Regions from separate parts of the Homo sapiens genome. Here region 2 is linked to region 1. Evidence: chromatin loops called from intact Hi-C (ENCODE). Cell type or tissue: PC-9. All regions are shown on one strand. Each heading gives the region's core, and the rest is flanking DNA. Links, peaks and the distances in the headings are about the cores only. Region 1 overlaps MED12L (mediator complex subunit 12L). Region 2 has its middle 18 kb from the start of SERP1.

Evidence for each region. A loop is a pair of places that touch in the nucleus more often than their neighbours do. Peaks named below come from ENCODE experiments on the same cell type or tissue, not always from the same donor. Only the 100,000 strongest peaks of a DNase experiment are listed, where the experiment ranks them.
Region 2: it touches region 1 in a loop (29-fold over the local background); 27 of 110 quality-filtered maps call a loop at or near these places.

The regions. Positions count from the first base shown.
Region 1 is chr3:151,140,929-151,149,272 of GRCh38, reverse strand. The region is part of intron 5 of MED12L (mediator complex subunit 12L); the gene reads right to left. Among named protein-coding and RNA genes, the nearest start is that of GPR171, 58 kb to the left of the region's middle. In PC-9, for the core only: CTCF peaks have their summits at 2,838 and 3,058 (motif pointing right); DNase peaks (open chromatin) are centred at 2,602 and 3,082; H3K4me3 peaks cover 703 bases; H3K27ac peaks cover 1,327 bases.
Region 2 is chr3:150,524,331-150,532,674 of GRCh38, reverse strand. No RefSeq gene overlaps it. Among named protein-coding and RNA genes, the nearest start is that of SERP1, 18 kb to the left of the region's middle. In PC-9, for the core only: a CTCF peak has its summit at 4,007 (motif pointing left); no DNase peak of the experiment used is centred there.

The sequences.
Region 1 (8,344 bases), core at 41-8,040:
TGTATTCTAACATTTAGTTCCCTCTAGTCTCTGAACACCACTTCATCACCTAGCAGGGCTTTGTCTCCCGTCTCTGACATATTACAATTTCCTCCATCCTCCATCCCCGTAAAACTACACCTTACACGTAGACAACACCTAAGTATTGATTTCAATCAATACACCATAAGGTCCTCCCAAAATAACTACCAAATCAAGTTCCCTCCCAATGATTCTCTCATTTCTTGAAACAAACTTATTTCTTTTGTAGTTTAAACTCACCACTGCACACCTAAAAGGTTTCAAACATGACAACAGGGAAAAGGCCAAATTCCTTCTCTAATACACTGTCTCTAATATAGCTAAATAGAAGCACCTGTTAATCAATGGCTATAAATGGGCCGGGCAAATATTGGACTTTCCATTCTTTTTCAATAAATTTCCTTGTAAATGTATGTGTATGTATAGGTTTTTATATAACCATATATGAAAAAACTAACTTTGTAAAGATTCATTTTCCTAGCTACTTCCTTTTCCATCATCAAAGCCAGTGGGAACTCACTATGTGAAATGAAATGCAACAGAGATTGTTTTTTTTAAAACTCCAACCAAGTCCAGAGACTAAGGAGCAAATCTTTAAGGTGATCCACCTGACACAGCACTTTAAGTCAGAGGTGATGGACTCCTCAATGGAGAAATTCATTTCCTTGGAAATCCTTCTTTAGGCTATATGACTACAATAATACCCCCTTCTGAGTGTGAACAGCCTGCTTCTCAAAGCTGCAGGACATAGAGGGTTTAACCAGCCTGACGTTGGTGCAGACTGAATGAGAGAAAAAATGCAAAATCAAAAATTTCAGTACATGTCAGCTATTATATATACCATTACTCAACCCTCAGTAAGAATGGCTGAAAGATTTTCCACCATTTTTCTCACATTTTCTGTTGTTAAAATACTTTTTTGATCAAAGACACAATTAACAGGGTGAAAAGATAACACACCAATTGGGAGAGAATATTTCAAATCATATATAAAGGAGTTGGATCTAGAATACATGATGAACTATTAAACTCAATAATAAAAAGACAACCCAGTTAAAAAATAGGCAAAGGATCTGAACAGACATTTCTCCAAAAATAATAAACAAATGGCCAATAAGCACATTTAAGATGGTCAACACCATTAGCCGATAGAGAAATGCAAATCAAAACCATAATGAAATACCGCTAGGACAGCTATAATAAAAAGACTGATAATAACAAGTATTGACAAGAATGTAGAGAAACTGAAATCCTCAGGTGTTCCCCACGGGAATATAAAATGATAAATGTAATATGTGGAAAACAGTAGGATAGTTCCACAAAAGGTTAAATATAATGTCATCACATAATCCAGTAAGTTATACATACCCAGGAGAACTAGCCTGTATATCTAAGAGAAATGACACATGTCCACACAAAGACCTGTAAACAAATGTTCATAGCAGGATGTTCATTATAACCAAAAAGTGAAAACAATCCAATATCCGTCAGCTGATACCCAGATAAATAAAATGTGGCATATGCATACAATGGAACACCATTCGGCCCTAAGAGAGAATGAAGTACTGAAACCTGCTACCACATGGATGTACCAGGAAAACATACACTAACTGAAACAAGCCAGTTTCAAAGGACCACATGTTGTATAATTCCATTTATATAAAATGTCCACAAAAGGCAAATCTACAGAGAAAGTAGGTTAGTGGTTGCCTGCGGCTACTGAAGGCAAATGGGGAGTGACTGCTCATGGGCATGGGGTTTTTCAGGGGTAGCGAAAATGTTCTAAAATGTGGTTAATAGCTTCACAGCTCTGTGAACATGCTAAAAAACACTGACCGTAGACTTTAAATGGATGAATTATATAGTATTTCAATTATATCAATAAAGCTGGTTTTTTAATATTCAAATATTTAAAATGTCTTCTTGAAGTACTTAACTACCAATAAAATGAAGTAAAAGATTATTTCTTCATGAAGTAAAAGAAAAGATTACTCCATACTGATAAAAAGTAAAACACTAGGAAATGATATAATTTCACAGGTGGGGGGAGACAGAGAGGATAAGGGGTAGAAACAAGAGTGACTGTGAGTCAATGGTTAAAGCTGGGTGAAGAGTAAATGGGTGTTATTATATACTTCTATATTTGTACATGTTTGATGTCCCATAATAAAAGGGTTTAAAAGTTAATCAGTTGTACCCTATAAAATGAGCCACAGAAAATCCAAAATCCCATACTCAGCCACTGTTCACATGGGGAATGAAAAGTAGTCAGTGCACTGATTGGCTGCCTGGATAAATAGCCCAAATGAAAACTGCTGCCTCAGTGCCACAAGACCAGCAGAGTCAGACCACTGGCCAGACTGCTGGGTTCTGCTGAATGATCAGATAGTTAAATCAGGTTCTCTGGCTGGAGAGCAGGAAAAGAGAGAAAAGGAGGAGGGGTGGGGATGGGCTGTTGGTACACAGTGGAAATGACACAGCGTGATACATTACTGAAATACATTTTTGCTTTTAAAAAGTTTTCCTCTAACAGAATTACCTGTAGAACACTGGGGACAAATACAGAGTGCCTGTTTTTGTCTGGATGACTCATTTTACTATGTTATTTTAAACCAGCCATTTCCCTCTGGTTTTAATTATTGTGCAATGACACCGTGCAAAGTACTATTACTTAGGGATCAAGTAGGCAGCTCAAGATCAAATAAAATAAAACCCATCAATATGTAGCAGCAAACACTAAATGCCTACCACGACCCTCTACTGGGATATGAGGCTACAAAGAGAAGAAAGTGGCCCTGCCTGAGGTGCACATGACACAAAAGTAGACAGCAACAAGGTAAGTGCTCCATTGTACCCTGAGACCCAGGAAAGGAAGCAAAGAGGCGTTTCATCCACATATTGGGGAAGGTACAAAGGAGTTCCACACACAGAAATGGCAGCGTGTGACATTTCAGGCAATGCAGATGGCAGGAAGGCAGAGGGAGTCACCAGTGAGGCGCAGGAAGGTCCCCAGAGGCCAGAGTTCCTCAAACGCTAGTGCACAAAATGGTCACCAGAGGGTGCTGGTTCAACGCACACGTTTATTTCCAACTCCAGGGATTTCAACTCCAGAGGTCTGGAGTCGGGTGGAGAAATCTGCTTTTTTAATCAGCAGCCTGGAGGACTCTGACCCAGGCAGTGGCAAGCTATGGAGTTTGGTTTTTTATCACAAATGGGTAACTGAAACATTTTAAACACAGCAACGGCAAGATCAGATACGTAAATTAACGCTATTTCTCAGGAAGTTGTAGGGGAAACCCTGGAAAGGAGGCTGCCAACTCCATCAGGGAGGTGACTGCAGCAGGGAACAAAGAGGCAGGTGCGACACCTTTGTGAGGCAGAAGAGGAAACACCCTAAAGTGGAGATGAAGGAAAGAGAAAGGGCAGCTAACACATTTCCGAATGGGTGGTCCTGGTGCCATCAACGGAGATGTGGAATTACAGAGAACAGCTGGGGAGGGGTGGCAGGGCTGGGTTCAGTTTGTTATTTCCTTAACTTGTTTTAATGAAACTTCTTATTTTGAGATAACTGTAGATTCACATCCAAGTGTAAGAAAGAGATCCCATGGACACTTTACTTAGTTTTGCCAAATGTTAACTTCCTTCAAATCTATAGTACAATATCGCAACCAGCATACTGACACTGAGGCAACTCACCAATCTTACCCAGGTTTCCCAGTTTTCAGTTTAGTTTTGAATACGCCAGATTTAAAATGCTGGAGATATTCATGGGAAAATATGTTAAGGAGCAGGTGGATATGCAAGTCTGATACTCAGAAGGGTCAGGGGAAAGATGCAAATGTAGCGAACATTACCATATGTGGGATGCAATGCCTTAAAGAATGTGTTCATGACTACAGAAGTACCTAGCAGACACAATCCTGGGGACAGACCAGTTTATCATGCAGAGTAACAATATTGGTAGTGCACTCGCTGTGCACTGGCCCTCTTCTAAGCCCCTGACATGCATTAACTAGCTTAAGAGTGGTGAAGGGCACAGGTTCTAGAGTTAGCTGGCCTGGTTCCTGCCCTGGCTCCAATCACTTACCAGCTTTGGAGTTTTAGAGCAAGTCAGCCCCTGGGTGCTTCAGTTACTTGCCTGTAAAACAGGGCTAGTAAGTGTTCTTAGCCTATACAGAATTATTTTGAGGATTAAATGAGATGCAACATGCTAAAACAGTGACTGGCACAGAGCGAGGGCCCAGAAGAAAGCAAACTTACATGGTTTACAAGGCTGGGTAGGGAGGAGGCTACAAAAAAGGAGGAAGTAACCTTAGGTGAAAGTAGCATCTCTCCAACCAAGACTGGAGGAAGACGGGTAAGGACAACCGCTGCAGGTAGGTTTACATGATGCAGGTATGTCGGGGGCGGCAGTGAATAGGTCACTGAGGGAAACTGACAGGACTGTTCCTCTGGGATGTTCCTGGGACAGGTGGTGGGGAAGGGAAGGAAGACTGAAGAGAGAGGTGAAGAGGTGAAGATATGACCAGCCACAGTGAGTGAAGGGCCCTCTGCCTAAGGAGTGAATAACACAGCTGAGGAAGGGGGGCAGTACCCCAGGAAAGACAAGGCCATTATAAGGCAATATCTAAATACTTGCCCAGTTGTGTGTCAGGTAGTCAATGCTTAAGATTTCAGAAGAAAAGAGACCAGCGTGGCCAAGTCAGAAAACAGGGGGCCGAGGCCTCTGACAAGGATACAAAAATAGGGGAGAGGGGTCGACAAGGGAGGGTCTGACAAGAGCACAAAAGTCTTGTACTGCAAGGTTGCATGGAAACTCCCGACTGCATCTTTCTTCCTGTGAGGTTGCTGGGCTGTATCTGATAGCTGAGGAGAACCACACTGGACACCTTTCTTGGATTCTCCCTTTCACTCACAGGTCTCCAATTCTCATTTTCATTTTAACGTAAACATGCTAACTGTCGCATTTAGGGATTTTTTTTTCCCCCAGTTGTCCTTTTTCCCTATCAACCCTGTACATGCATCTCAAGCTAAGGCATGCGGCAACCACAGAATCCAATTTTAGCCCTTAGAACAAGAATTTCTTATTTGACACATCAGTCACACCACCAGCTTCCCCCACAGCTACAGTTTCGGGGGCTTCCTTCTAACAGAGGGACACACTGAACATGTGCCACCAACAGGCTCAGCTCCTTCTCCAGGGCATGAGATAGCAGTCTGAAATTAATGTTGGAATTATCATATGGTAAATTTCTGTCATCTTTTCAGATTTCTATATATACCTGAGTGAGCAACAGCCTTGGCTTTGGTGAAATATTCGTATCATAGGGAATAACAGGGACAGCATTTTTACAAATATTAAATTGGTGCACTTAATTAACCACTTAGGACATATCCCCACAGCCTTCTACATGTGACACCAAGTCATGAGTTTTACTGCCCCAGGACAGGAGGACTGTAGGAAGATGTAAGACTTGTCTTCTAGCAAGACACACAGGCCACCACTTTGCTTCTGTGTAGAGAACACACCTCTGTGCACTCCTCTGGCCAGGTCTTGGGGGACAATGCTGTAGAAGGGAGAAGAGGAGACATGGGGAAGAAAGGGAAGGCACCCACCCTCCTGAAGATTCAGGGGAATGGGAGCAAAAGAAAAACGGAGGACAAGCACTGGTGAAAGATACTTGCTGCTAGCCCCACTCTGAAGACACAGAAGTTATTTAAATTATTACATCAGACATTTCACGACCCTCACCTCCTCTCCCAGCTTCTGCTGCAGAGGCAGTGGGAGGAAGCGCCCAATCATCTGAGGAGCAAAAATAAACAAACTACATTTTCTTTTTTCACTTTGCATTGGAATTTAATCCCATGATCAGCTGTAGTTAGAGTAACGTTTCAATAGTTAAAGTGGCATTGTGCTTACTATTTAGGTCCTAAATGCAGTTACTGTAAAGTTTCTATTTCTGAACAAGCTTTAGACAGCTAAGAGTCTTTCATTAGAACACAAATACGACAGACATCATATTGCCAGATGACCGTGTAAAATAACCCTAGAGCAAAAAGCTCTAAAACACAGCAAAAATGCTTACACAGTACACAGACCAGCCAGATCCACCCCGGCTTCCCTCTCATTCCCTGCTCCGGAACTCACTCCTGTGTGATTTTTCTGGAGACTAAAGAATGATGCATGTTATGTTCATTTAATTAAAGCTATTTGCTTTAGCTGTGTTAGATTCACAAAGACATTCCAACTATAATTTATTGACCCTTAACTGTTTTCTACCCGGCATACCCTATGAATTCCTTGACTACAAAATAACAGATTTGAATCAGGCTTTAGAGCCATGTTATTCCAGGGATTTCACTTGGAAGTTTATACACATTTGGAAAATGACTTTGAAACCTAATGTACTTCTTTTTAATTAAAAAAAAAAAAAGCTTTCTATTTATCATGGAATTAACATTCCAGTGCAAATTGCAAAAATAAAGAACCTAGCTTTTATAAATAAGTCATTAAAAGGTTAGCTTAGAGCCATTTAAAAAACAAGGCCACTGTATGCACAGTATGGAGCAAGCACCAATTTTTTAAAGGACTGTTAAAAAATACACAAAATCTACACTTAAAAATACATGAAATATATCTCAGAGGATATGCATGAAACTGGTAAGAATTATTGCTTCTAAACTATGTAAGGAGGGGTCTGGGATAGAGGTAGGGGGTCTGAAGACAGTATGTTAGAAAGGAGACTTCACTATCCCTTTCTGAACATTTTGTGTTTTGGACCACATTTTGTAATATTACCTATTAGAAATTTTAGCTCATACAAGAAGCTATCTTTTCTTAAAATTCTCTTGTTTATGCTTTAAGCAACAGATCTGCAAGATGCCCAACAAATTAAAACTCATTAAACATTGAGCTTTTGGAAGCATTCTTCATACCTTAAGCAAACACCATTCCCCCACTCAGCTTCACACAGTTGATCTTCATTTGATGTGAGCAGCATGCAAATTCTGTAAATCAAACAGGACCCAGAAACAGAAGTCTAGGATGGAATTTCCCATTCTTCCACTTTCCACGAACTTTGTCCCCTCATTTGTGAAATGGAGGCACTCAACTACCTCAGAGAATTTTCAAGAAAACTAGCCCAAATGAGAAGCTACGAAACCAGCCTGTAAACTGCCAAGACTTTGAACAAGCTTATTTTGTAGTATACTATCTTCCAAGTATGCACGTATATACCAATAGCCATAAAGAGGGTAGGGAACCATGATTTACCAATTAAATCAAGGTTCTTATTAACATTTTATCATAGAAGATGACTGATTAATTCAAGTGGGAGTGAACATTTACTAGGACTGACTAGAAAAAACTGTTGAGTAGCAATGGATTCTTAACAGAAAATGTGGGACTAGACCATTCACCCAAAGTGACAAGACCAGAAGAAATGACAGTAGTAAAGACTGCAGCGAATATACTATCTGGAACAGAACTATAAACTTAATTCATTTGCTCATAAGTTGCCAAAGAGGAAGATGGAAGATAACTGAAGAACCAAGAACTACTTAAGATCCAAAAAACAGAGTAAAAAATCCCAATTCTTACTTAAAGGCTAGATTTCTTTAAGGCATAGCTCATATTTTACTACTACAGAAAACTTTCCCTAATTTTTCCAGTCGATCCATTATTTCCTATATGATTACAGGTAATTAGATACTAATGTATTATGCTCCGTTTTAGGTGTGTATCTTGTAACCACAAAAAGATGGTATCCCCTTACAGACAAACAGCACAGCCCCCATTTGGTTAAAAATCTTCACAGCATCTACCCCAATGCACAGACTCTTGATAAACCTTTTTTAAACTAAATCACTCCTTATTCAAGTGAAATACAGTAATTTCTTTCAATGCATTTCTCTAAGAAATTCAAAAACTGGCCAGGCCCAGTGGCTCATGCCTGTAATCCCAGCACTTTTGGAGGTCAAAGCAGGTGGATCACGAGGTCAGGATTTCGAGACCAGCCTGGCCAACACAGTGAAACCCCGTCTCTACTAACAAAAAAAAAAAAACAAAAAAAACAAAAAAAAAAACGCCAGGCACGGTGGCTCACGCCTGTAATCCCAGCACTGTGGGAGGCCAAGGCAGGTGGATCACAAGGTCAGGAGATCGAGACCATCATGGCTAACATGGTGAAACCCCATCTCTACTAAAAATACAAAAACTTAGCTGGGCGTCGTGGCGGGTGCCTGTAGTCCCAGCTACTCGGGAGGCTGAGGCAGGAGAATGGCGTGAACCTGGGATGCGGAGTTTGCAGTGAGCCGAGATCGT
Region 2 (8,344 bases), core at 246-8,245, 620 kb after region 1:
AGAAAGAGAATCTTAGTGGTTGCTTTTATATTTTTAATTCAGTTTAGTAACTATATATTATATTTTCTTGGTTTTAATATCAAATCTATTAAACTAGGTATATTCAGAGAAATCTAGTTCTTATTTCTTGTTTTCTTTCTTTGAGACAGGGTCTTACTCTGTTGCCCTGGGTGGAGTGCAGTGGCATGATCACAGCTCACTACAGGCAGCTTCTACCTCTTGGGCTCATGTGATCCTCCCACCTCAGCCTCTTGGGTAGCTGGGATTATAGATGTGTGCCACCATGCCGGGCTAATTTTTTGTAATTTTTTTGTGTGTGCTGAGATGGGGTTTCACCATGTTGCCAGGTTGGTCTCCAACTCCTGGGCTCAAGCGAACTGTCCACCTCAGCCTCCCAAATTGCTGGGATTACAGGTGTGAACCACTGTGCCTGCCTTCAGTTCCTATTCTTGTTCTTTCTACTTTCTTGTCTCTTCCTATTGATAAGGTTACAATATTTTGTGAGATTAATATGGCATAACATTCACCCTTTTAAAGTGTACATTTCAGTGGTTTTTAGTATATTTTACAAAGCTATGCAACATCATTACTACCAAATTTCAGAATACTTCATTTCCCCAGAAATAAACTTTGTATCTATCACTCCCTTCCCCATACCTATTGATGTTCATTGCTCCTCCCCCTTCCCCTAACCTCTAGCAACCACAGAATCTACTTTCTCTCTAGATTTGCCTACTCTGGACTTTTCATATAAATGGAATAATACAGTATGTGACCTTTTGTGATTGACTTCTTTTACTTAACATAATGTTTTCAAGGCTCATTCATTTTAGAGCATGAATCAGTACTTCATTCTTTTTGATATGTTTCCCCATTCATCAGTTGATGGACATGTGGATTGTTTCCATTTGGGGGCTATTATGAATAATGTTGCCATGAACATTCATGTACAAGTTTTTGTGTTGGACATATGTGATTTCTTTTTTCTCTTGGGTATGTACCTAGGGGAACAATTCTTGGGTTTTAGATAACCTTTTTAAAAAAGGCTTTCTTTTACGCTTTTATTAAGAGATGGATAATAGAGATATGGATATATAAATATTCACTTTCTTAGATAAATGGTAGGATTGCACAGATACCCTTTTCTTTATCTTGCTTTCTCCACTTAAAATATATCCTGGAAACCAAAAGCAAAAAATATATATCCTAGGCATCAGCCCATGTAAGTGTATAGAGATATTCCTCACTTCTTTTTATAGCTCCATGATCAGGATGTGCCATGATTTATTCAACCAGTCACTATTCATAGACATTAGTTTTACAGTCTCTTGCCATTACAAATAGAACTGAAATAAATTACCTTATGTATTATATCTTTTCATATTTGTGCAAGTGTGTTTTTAGGATAAATTCTTGGAAGTAAGATTTCTGAGCCAAAGGATAAATGCAGTTCAGTATTATCAAATTCCCTTCCATTGAGGTTATTCTGTTCTATATTCCCTTCAGCAATGTATCAGAGTGACGGTATCCCTATGTGGTTACTTTTTATAATGTACTATATATGATTAAAAATAATAGGCCGGGAGTGGTGGCTCATGCCTGTCATCCCAGCACTTTGGGAGGCCGAGATGGGTGGATCACGAGATCAGGAGATCGAGACCATACTGGCCAAAATGATGAAACCCCGTCTCTACCAAAAATACAAAAATTAGGTGGGCGTGGTGGTGCGTGCCTGTAATCCCAGCTACTCGGGAGGCTGAGGCAGGAGAATCGCTTGAATCCAGGAGGCAGAGGTTGTAGTGAGCTGAGATCGCACCACTGCACTCCAGCCTGGCGACAGAGCAAGACTCCATCTCAAAATAATAATAATAATAATAATAATAATAATAATTTAAAAAGTGTATTCTCTAGTTTTTGGTGCCAGTTCTGTGTTTGTTTCTTTGTTCAAGTTGTTAATTATGTTGTTTACATCTAGATTCTTATCAGTTTTTTACTTTTTGATAGAGGTTTATGGACTTGTAAATTTCTTCCAATATTTCTGTATATTTTTCTTTAAATATTTTGAGGCTCTGTTAAGTATATTCAAATTTAGAGATATCTGTCTGATAGATTGTTTCTTTTTCATTATGTAACATCCATCCGAATCTCTAATAGTGCTTTTTCACTTACAGTCTATTATATTTGATATTACGGTTACATATAATCTTTAGTATATATATATATATATAGATATATGCACACACACAGATATGTATATACTCAAATACATAGTTGGCCCTCCATATCTGTGTGCATCTGTGAATTCAACCCTCCAAAGATTGAAAATATTCAGAACAAAATTCCATAAAGTTTCAAAAGGCAAAACTTGAACTTGCCATGCCTAGTACTGTGTTGAATTTACATGAATGAAATGATATGTAGGCATTGTGTTAGATGTTGTAAGTTATCTAAAGATGATTTAAAGTATATGGGAGAATGCCATATACTTTATTATATATTCAATATATATATATTGAATATATATCAGGTTATATTCAAATATTGTGCCATTTTATATAAGGGACTTGAGCATCCACAGATTTTTGTATTTGCCAGGGTCCTGGAACCAATCTATGGATACCTAGGGCAACTGTATACATTCAAACATACTGAACAATACATATTCAAATATATATTTATATATTCAAATAATATGTGTAATAAATATATGTATTCACCTTTCTTTTGGATGCAGTTTGCATCCAAAAGTATTTTTTTCTGCTCGTTTATGTTCAATCTCTCTATGTCCTTGCGTTTTAAGTATCTAGTATAAACATGTGGATTATAATTATGTTTTTATGTAGTTTGAAAATACTGTTTAATTCATCTGCATATATTAAAATTAGTAATGTTTTGGATTTATTTTTACTCTCATATTTATTGCCTTTCTGATTACTGTACGTTTTAGTTTTTATTATTTTGCTTACTTTTAACTTCTTTCTGTTGGATTGATTGGGATTTGGGATTTCCAGCATGGCATATTCTTTTTTCTTTCTTTCTTTTTTTCTTTTGAGACAGAGTCTTGCTCTGTCGCCCAGGCTGGAGTGCAGTGGCACAATCTCGGCTCACAGAAACCTCTGCCTCCTGGGTTCAAGCAATTCTTGTGCCTCAGCCTCTCAAGTAGCTGGGATTACAGGCATGCGCCACCATGCCAGGCTAATTTTTGTATTTTTGTAGAGACAGGGTTTCGCCATGTTGGCCAGGCTGGTCTCGAACTCATGACCTCAAGTGATCCACCCACCTCAGCCTCCTGAAGTGCTGGGATTACAGGTGTGAGCCACCATGCCCGGCAACATTTTATTTACTGTAGTGTTTACCTGTGGCTCTTCTATTTCAGAAACTGGTGGTGATTAAGTTGTATTTCTTTCCTCTCTCCCACTTTAGGGATAATTTGAGAAAGGCTTAATTTGTAGAAATTAATATGAAATTGTTTTTTCATTTAGAAATCATAATTTATACTTACATAAAGTACAGAAAACTGTAGCTTACCATGTAGCTTTTGGGGGGAAAACGACATTTTTATCATAATCTTTTGTACTGTAAAAATAATATATGTAATGCTTACTATCAAAAGATAGACTCTTTTGAATAACCCCATTATTGGGAAATACACGCCAAAATATTTAGGGGTAAAGACCCATGAGGTATATAACTTACCCGCAAATAGTTCAGGAAAATAATTATATCCAGAGAGAAAGAGAGAGAAAATAATGAAGTGAATGGTATAAAATGTTGAATAGGTAAATCTGGTAAAGGGTAAATATGGCTGTTTTTGGTAGTTTAAAAAATTTTTTTGCAACATTTTATAACTTTGAAATTATTTCCAAATAAAAAGTTTTAAACTCCATATTTAGCAAAGGATTACAAAAACCTCTTCTTTGTGAAATTTTTCAATCACATTATATTTTAAAAAGTGAATAAATGTTAGTATTTTTATAATGATTGGGTGCCCCCCAGTGTTCAATTTCCACAACTACTAATCTTACAAATTCAAACCCAACTTCCTACAGCTGTATTTAGAAATGCCTTTTTGTTGATTTTTTTTTTGTGGTGACAACGTAAGATTGTTGTTTTTTCTTGAGACACAGTCTTGCTCTGTAACATAAGGTTACGAGAAGAATGTGTATAATGTCAACATTTGTAAAAAAGAAAAATAGCCACAAGCTACTAAAATATGAAACCAGACCCATGCATTATGATATGAAATGCAGATTTCTGCCTCCCCTAGGACCTTAATCAGTACACAAACTAGTTAAAACTGGGGGTTTATACATAGTCCATGATAATTATAGGGCATAGAATTATTCAAAACATCCATTTACTGGAGGTGGAAGTGGTCACAGCAGGAAAACTAGCAACGCATTTTCTCCTTTTTTCTCTAAACAACAGATGTTATTGTCTTTCATCCAAATAAATTCCTTACGACAAAAGAACAAGTAGGTTTAACATTTGTCTTAAGGTAAATCAGTATCATAAGTTGTGAAAGAAACATACAATTTTAAAACAAACATCAAAAATCAGTCTGCTTTAACAAACTTCACTCATTCTGATGATCTAGTCTTCTTCCTGGATTGTGGCTATCATCCAAATTGTGCAGCAATTCTCTGAAAAACTGGAATGTAAAATGTTGAGTTCAGTTTAAATATCCCCGGTGTCTTCATCATTTCCAGTGTCATTGACTGGATTTAGGCATGCTCTCCTGGAACAGACGTAACCTGCTTTTGACAGTGGTTTGACCTGGAAGCTCAACTTGGACCTTTAGATGTCCAGCTTTATTTGTAATGTAATGTAAAATTATGTAACTTTGTTGTCTAGTAGTCTTGCAAGCCCAGCCATATAATGTCCGAAGTCTTTATCCAAACTTTTTCTTTCAATTTCTTTTGACCAACAAAACATGTTGTTTCGGTCGGGTGCGGTGGCTCATGCCTGTAATCCCAGCACTCTGGGAGGCAGAGGCAGGCAGACCACCTGAGGTCAGGAGCTCGAGACCAGCCTGGCCGAGACAGGAGACTCGCTTGAACCTGGGAGGTGGAGGTTGCAGTGAGCTGAGATTGTGCCATTGCACTCCAGCCTGGGTGACAAGAGTGAAACTCCATCTCAAACAAACAAACAAACAAACAAACAAAACAATGTTGTTTCTAACTGTCCATTTGCCAACATGTAGATTATCTGAGCTTACTGGTCCATTCTCCTTCTCAGATTCATTCTCATTTCAGATTCATTCTTGTTCTTACCACCATACCTATTTTTACCTTTGTTCTTGGGCAGAGCTGGGTGGAGGGCTGGGTCTCTATCTCCCTCTGTGGTGTGTGGGCACAGCAGTTACAGGAGGCCTGATACTGCGTATGGGAGAACGCTGGCGCATTTGGGAGAGCGTCCATTTGAGATTTCCTTATGATATTCTCCCCTCTGTGTTTTTCATAGTTACACGCTCTATCTCTATTCTCTCAAAAACACCTTTTAAACATAATCAGGTATATTTGATGAAGTCTAAAATGAATCTTTATTTCTACTTTCTTCTTGAACAAAGACTGTAAAATACTTTGATTTCAATTATCTCTTCCATATTTTACATTAATGTCATCTAGTATTTTTGCCCAAATTAGCTATTATTATTGTTTTTTATAAGCATGTGCTTTTTTTGTTTTTAAGTTGCTTATCATTCCTTCTTGCATCTCATTCTTTCTGGATTCCATTTTCTTTTTCCTGAAGTACATTCCTTAGTGTTCTTTCAGCAACTATCAATGACAAGTTCTTTCATCTCTTCGCATGAAAATGTTTTAATTTGCCTTCTCTCTTGAATGAGTTGGGTATTCACTTCTAGGTTGACAATAATTTTCCCTCAGCCATGAGATGTTATTCTATTTATTTATCTATAGACAGGGTCTCACTCTGCCGCCCAGGCTGGAGTGCGGTGGCGTGATTGTGGCTCACTGCAGCCTCAACCTCCCTGGACTCAGTGATCCTCCCACCTCAGCCTTCCTAATAGCTGGGACTACAGGTGCATGCCACCACATTCGGCTAATTTTTGTATTTTTTGTAGAGATGGGATTTCATCCTGTTGCCCAGGCTGGTCTCAAGTCACCATGGTCGCTGATCAGATTATTTCCTGGCGTCTCTATTATTGCTGTTACAAAGTCAGTTATCAGTTTTATTGTCCTTTTTTTTTTTTTTTTTTTTTTTTTTTTGAGACAGAGTCTTGCTCTGTTTCCAAGGCTGGAGTGTAGTGGCACAATCACAGCTCACTGCAGCCTCAACCCCCCTGGACTCAGTGATCCTCCCACCTTAGCCTCCTGAGTAGCTGGGACTACAAGTGTGTGCCACCACACCCTGCTCATTTTTGTGTTTTTAGAAGAGATGGGGTTTCACCATGTTGGCCAGGCTGGTCTTGAACTTGTGACCTCAAGTGATCTGCCCATCTCAGCCTCCCAAAGTGCTGGGATTACAGGTGTGAGCCACTGTGCCTAGCCAGTTTATTGTCCTTCTTTGTAATATATATTTTTTCTCAGCATCTTTAAAATGTATTAAAAGACTTTATCTTTGACTTTGGTGTTTTGAAGTTTCACTAAGTTACGTGGGACAGTAGGTCTATTTTACTTTTCTAACTTTGTGAACATAGTGATCTTTGAATCTGGGGTTTATGTCTTTCACCAAGGCTAGAAACTTTTCTGCCCTTTATCTCTTCAAATTTCTTCGTTTTTATTTCTTTGTTTTATTTTATTTTTCAGAGACAAAGTCTTTCTCTGTTGCTCTGGCTGGAGTGTATTGGCACCATCAGGGCTAACTGTAGCCTTGACCTCCCAGGCTCAGGCCATCCTCCCACCTTAGCCTCTCAAATAGCTAGGACTACAGGCTTGTGCCACCACTCCCGGTTAATTTTTAAATTTTTTTTTTGTCGAATTGGGAGTCTCATTATGTTGTCCAGGCTGGTCTTGAAGTCCTGGCCTCAAGTGATCCACAGATGCAAGCCACTGTGTGCCTAGCTCATCTCTTCAAATTTCTCTCTCTTTCCTTCCAGAATTCTCTTCTTTCCCTCCAGAATTCCTATTAAAATATGTTTAAACTTCTCGTGTTGTCTTTATGTTTCCTAATCTCTTCATTGCAATCCCTTCTTTTTATCTCTCAGCAATATTTTGGGTCATTTTCTCATCTGCCTCCTAGCTTGATAATGATCTCTTTAGTTTGGTCTAATGGGTTGTTTTGCTCGTCTTTTGTGGCTTTGAAGTTCCGATAATTCCTTTTCACTTCTAAAATTTCTTTCTTTTTTTTTTTTTTTTGAGACAGGATCTTGCTTTGTTGCCCAGGCTGGAGTGCAGTGGCACAGTCTCGGCTTACTGCAACCTCCTCCTCTCAGGTTCAAGCAATTCTCCTCCATCAGCTTCCCGAATAGCTGGGATTACAGGTGCCCGCCACCACGCCTGGCTAATTTTTGTATTTTTAGTAGAGACGGAGTTTTTCCATGTTGGCCAGGCTGGTCTCAAACTCCTGACCTCAAGTGATCCACCCACCTTGGCCTCCCAAAGTGCTGGTATTACAGGTGTGAACCATCATGCCCGGCTAACTTCTAAAATTTCTATTTGATTCCTTTTAAGATTTTTTCTGCAATCTTCCTTGTTTTTTAAATAAGGTCTTATTTTCTTTGGGTTTTCTTTTTCTTTTTTAATTATTTTTTTTAATTTGGCTTTCTTCATACCAGAGGTTGTGATTTTTTTAAAAACATGTTTTTAATAATTTTAAACATAATTATTTTATTTTCTTCCAGTTTTTTTTTATTGTCTCAAGTTTTGGTACTTGTGTTTACTGACTCTCACTTATGGTGGAATAATTCATTGCTTTAACAATTTTCTACAGTAGCCCATCTTTAGTGGGGGCTGTGTTTTCCTTGAAAATTGTCAGTGGCTTGAGTTGTAGAAATATTCTTTCATAAACGGGCATTGGCTTTGCAAAGAGCCATGGGACCCAAGGATATTGCTAATCTCACATTATTTTATGTTAATTTTTCAGCCGAGGTTTGGGGGTTAAAGTTCTTGGATTCTAAAATTTTTACACCGGACTGGGTGCGGTGGCTCACGCCTGTAATCCCAACACTTTGGAAGGCTTAGGTGGGTGGATCACCTGAGGTCAGGAGTTTGAGACCAGCTGGGCCAAAATGGAGAAACCCCGTCTCTACTAAAAATACAAAAATTAGCCGGGTGTGGTGGCCGGCACCTGTAATCCCAGCTACTCGGGGGGCTGAGTCAGGAGAATCACTTGAACCCGGGAGGAAGAGGTTGCAGTGAGCTGAGATTGTGCCACTGCACTCCAG